2 separate regions of the Homo sapiens genome follow, and region 2 is linked to region 1. Evidence: read pairs that join two places in POLR2A ChIA-PET (ENCODE). Cell type or tissue: endothelial cell of umbilical vein. All regions are shown on one strand.

Evidence for each region. Peaks named below come from ENCODE experiments on the same cell type or tissue, not always from the same donor. Only the 100,000 strongest peaks of a DNase experiment are listed, where the experiment ranks them.
Region 2: POLR2A ChIA-PET joins it to region 1 with 6 read pairs; 3 of 35 experiments call an interaction of 5 or more read pairs at or near these places.

The regions. Positions count from the first base shown.
Region 1 is chr5:73,840,891-73,843,390 of GRCh38, reverse strand. The region is part of intron 11 of ARHGEF28 (Rho guanine nucleotide exchange factor 28); the gene reads right to left. Among named protein-coding and RNA genes, the nearest start is that of ARHGEF28, 220 kb to the right of the region's middle. In endothelial cell of umbilical vein, no CTCF peak of the experiment used is centred here; a DNase peak (open chromatin) is centred at 1,550.
Region 2 is chr5:73,573,602-73,576,101 of GRCh38, reverse strand. The region is part of intron 7 of UTP15 (UTP15 small subunit processome component); the gene reads right to left. Among named protein-coding and RNA genes, the nearest start is that of UTP15, 9.1 kb to the right of the region's middle. In endothelial cell of umbilical vein, no CTCF peak of the experiment used is centred here; no DNase peak of the experiment used is centred here.

The sequences.
Region 1 (2,500 bases):
AGGGAGGGCAAAGGAGATGAAGTCAGCTCGTGGAACCAGCCAGAAAGCTTTTCTGTAGAATGGCTTCTCCTTCCTCTCCTGGCTTCCTCCCTTTCCCCTGAGCAGTGACATCTTCACAGAAGCTTCTAATTACCTGTACTCAAAACAGATATTTTGTCTAAATTATATTCTACAGAGGAAAAATTCTATCTGTAGCAGTGAAATGTTAAACTTTCCAAGACAAGACCATGATCAGAAAGTATAATTTCGATACTCTGCAAGTATCTGCATAAGTATCAATAAAACAGACAGACTATTTTGTGTCTTTTCCATGCTATATTCCTAGAAGACTTCTAAAGAACTTATTTATCTCTTGAGATCTGGGGGCTCACACACCTGACAGACTTTTTTTTTTTTTTTTTTTAAAGACAGAGTCTCACTCCGTCCCCCAGGCTGGAGTGCAGTAGTGCCATCTCTGCTCACTGAAATCTGTGCCTCCCGGATTCAGGCAATGAGCCTGCCTCAGCCCCTCCCCTGAGTAGATGGGATTAGAGATGTGTGCCACCATGCCCAGCTAATTTTTGTATTTTTACTAGAGCGGGAGTTTCACCGTGTTGGCCGCCTAGGCTGGTCTCAAACTCCTGACCTCAGGTGATCCACCTGCCTCGGCCTCCCAAAGTACGGGGATTGCAGGTGTGAGCCACCATACCTGGCCACTTGACAGATCTTAAAGATCCACTAGAATGCATTTATCACACATAGCTCAATTTATTTTTGCAAAACTGTATAGAATCTTGTGTGGACTGGCAGTCTCTTGTCCCAAGCAGACGTGTGGACAGTTCAAATTAGCCTATCACTTCAAATTATAGTAGTGACTACCCAGCATCTACAAAACCATAATTCACAAAGTATAAATCTAAAGCAAGTCTTTTATTATTTACACATCACACATAACCCTTGGTACCAATATGTGCTAAAGTTTTACAACCTCAAATTGCATGTTGTGGTGTATCTCAGTGATGGACACCTACTGATTGCTGGTTCCTCTACCTTTCTCTCCCCTCTATATTAACTCCCTGCTGAATACTCATTCACCTATGTGCATGTTCATTCACAGAGAAATATTTATATACATAGTCACATATGTGTGTGCATTTTATGTTCACTTTGATTCATTTTATACGTGAAAATGAACATATAATCACATGGGTAGGATATGGGGGAAAAAAAAGCTACTCCCTAAGGAAAGTGTGATCAACAGGATAAAATGAAATTAGTGGAAATTGGCCTGTTCCCAAAAGAAAATAGACAATCAGATAGACAGATACAGATATACAGATATGGACACACATGTGTGCACACACACTAATATATGTAATCATATCAGATGCAATGAAACTATCATTTCAATGAGTTTTTATATATGCAAGAAAATATAAGGTAACTGAAAGTAAAATAAATATAAGATAAATTTTATGTTAAAATATAAAATACAAACATATGTTAAATAAAACAAACACTCATGAGCCCACCCACCTTGAAACTTGGATACTGGCCATCTACCATGGAAACTCTGTTATGATTCATTCCATTCCCATTTCCCTATTTCCTTCCCTAGATGTAACAACTATTTTGAATTTAGGAATTTTTTCCCCTTCATTATTTTGTTTTTCTTTTTCTCTCTTTTTTTTTTTTTTTTCTTCTTTTTGAGACAGGTCTCACTCTGTCACCCAGGTTGGAGTTCAGTGGTGCCATCTTGGCTCACTGCAACTTCTGCCTCCCAGGTTCAAGCGATCCTCCCACCCCAACCTGCCAAGTATCAGGACCACATGTGCGTGCCACCATGCCCAGATAATTTTTGTATTTTTGGTAGAGATGGGGTTTTACCATGTTGCCCATGCTGGTCTTGAGCTCCTGAGTTCAAGCATTCTGCCTGCCTTGGCCTCCCAAAGTGCTGGAATTACAGGCGTGAGCCACCACGCCAGGCCTCTTGTTTTTCTTTATAGCTTATGCACATATGTAGGTGCCCTATAATAATATATTTTTTAATTTGCATTCTATAAAAATGAAATCTAACAAGTATTTTGGGGCTTTTTTTGTTCCTTCATGCTTCTAAGGTCTATGTTATTATGCATGCAGATGTAATTGTAGCTAATTCATTTTCATTACTGTACAGTATTCTATTGTGTAACTATATATAAGTTATTTATTCCACATTTGGGTTATTTCCTGCTGCTATAATAATACTCCATATAGGTCTCCTAGTACACGAGAGGAAAATGCATATTTGACTTTACAAGATAATGTCAAATTATTTTCCCAAGTTACACAATTTTCTCTCCTATCATCTTTATGCAGGAATTTCCATGTTATGCATTCTCACCAAAACATGGGATTGTTAGATTTTTTAATTTTTGCCAGTCAAGTGAGTATAAACTGGTATCTCATCGTGGTTTTCCTTTATCATATTTTAGTCAGTTTTCTTAAGTGTCTTACTTTCAAATCAGTGAATATAGGAACC
Region 2 (2,500 bases), 270 kb after region 1:
GGAAAAAAAAAAAACAGAAGGACAGACCATGAGCCACTGTCATCTGAAGATCAAACTTGGGAGTAAAGAAAAGGTATTAGCCGGGTGCGGTGGCTCACACCTGTAGTAATCCCAGCACTTTTGGAGGCCGAGGTGGGCAGATCACCTGAGGTCGGGAGTTAAAGAGCAGCCTGACCAACATGGAGAAACCCTGTCTCTACTAAAAATACAAAATCAGCCGGGCATGGTGGCACATGCCTGTAATCTCGGCTACTTGGGAGCTGAAGCAGGAGAATCACATGAACCCAGGAGGCAGAAGGTGCGGTGAGCCGAGACCGCGCCATTGCACTCCAGCCTGGGCAACAAGAGTGAAACTCCATCTTAAAAAAAAAAAAAGAAAAAATTATCAATGAAAGCACATCACAAAGCCAAGTGTGATGGCTCACACCTGTAATCCCAGCACTCTGGGAGGCCAAGGACAGCAGATTGTTTGAGCCCAGGAGTTCAAGACCAGCCTGGGCAACTTGAAGAAACCCTGTCTCTAAAAAAATAAATTAAAAAAAAAAAAAGAAAGAAAGAAAGTACACATGAAGCCAAAGATCAGGGATTCTCAACCTCAGAATTACTGTCATTTTGGGGCACAGAATTCTTTTTTGTGGGGGTTGTTCTGTGCATTGTAGGATGTTTAGCAGCCTTCCTGGCCTCTATCCCCTATATGGTAAGTACCATGAGTTGTGATAAAAAACAATACTTTCTCAAGATATTGTCAAACGTTCCTTGAGGAACAAAAATCACTCTTGGTTGAAACCACCACAAATAGAGCCAATTTACACTTAGCTTTTAGGAACATACCTAAGAATCAAGTCCCAAATTGCCGAGTAACATGATTTCAGTAACATGTGTAAACTTGCCATGTATTTACATAAAAAATTCCTTTGTATTAAAAATATTTTCTAGCTTTTAAAATATGTACAGTCAATCCTTCTTATGGCAGGTTCCACATCTGCAGATTCAACCAACCATGGATTGAAAATATCCATAAATATATAAACAATACAGAATTTTAAAATACAGTGTAACAACTATTTACATAGCATTTGCATTGTATTAGGTATTACAAATAAGCAAGCCATGATTTAAAGTATACAGTGGATGTGTGTAGGTTATATGCAAATATGCCATTTTAAATAAGGGACTTGGGCATCCACAACCAATTCTCCTCAGTTACCAAGAGATGACTGTATACTTTTTAATTAACATGCTGAAAACTAAAGTTTTTCATAAGAGCAGAAAAAAATGAAAATATGGAAATAAAATAATAAAAAATAGATCATGTAAGCCGGGCACGGTGGCTCACGCCAGTAATCCAGCACTTTGGGAGGCTGAGGTGGGAGGATCTGTTGAACTCAGGAGTTTGAGACCAGCCTCGGCAACATGGCAAAACCCCATCTCAACAAAAATACAAAAATGAGTCAGGTACAGTGGCGCGTGCCGGTGGTCCCAGCTACTGAGGAAGCTGAGGCGAGGGGATCGCTCGAAGCCAGGAGGTGGAGGTTGCAGTCAGCCAAGATCATGCCACTGCCCTCCAGCCTGGGCGACAGAGCAAAACCCTGTCTCAAAAAAAAAAAAAATTAATAATAAATCATGTAAATTCTAGAACTGTGCCATACTTCTAGCTGCACATGGCTACTGACCACTTGAAATGTGGCTAGTGAAAATGAGAAACTAAATTTTTTATTTTATCTAATTTTAATTTAAAAACTGAGACAGTAATTTTTATAAAATATTATCTTTTTTTTTTTAGAGACAGGGTATCACTGTAACCCAGGATAGAGTACAGTGGTACTATCACAGCTCACTGCAACCTCAAACTCCGGCTTAAGTGCTTCTCCTGCCTCAGCCTCCCTAGTAGCTATGATTAAAGGTGTGTACCACTGTGGCCAGCTAATTTTTTTAATTTTTTGTAGAGATGGGGTCTCACTATATTCCCTAGGCTGGTCTCAAACTCCTGGCCTCAAGTGATCCTCCCACCTCAGCCTCCCAAAGCACTGGGATTACAGGTGTAAGCCACTGTACCAACCTAAAATATGATTATTGTATCATAGTGCACATGTTTAGATGCTTAATTTATTTCTAGTATCTTAATAATTTTGACATAGATTACATACTGAAATTATATTTTATATGTAATATATATTTTATTTTTACATTAGATATTAGGCTAAATAAAATGTGCTATCTAACTTTTAGGTCAGGCGTGGTGGCTCATGCCTGTAATCCCAGCACTTTGGGAGGCCAAGGTGAGTGGATCACCTGAAGTCAGAAGTTCCAGACCAGCCTGGCCATCACGGCGAAACTCTGTCTCTACTAAAAATACAAAAATTAGCCGGGCAAGGTGGCAAGCGCCTATAATCCCAGCCACTCAGGAAGCTGAGGCAGAATCGCTTGAACCCGGGAAGCAGAGGTTGCAGTGAGCTGAGATCCCACCACTGCACTCCAGCCTGGGCAACAGAGCGAGATG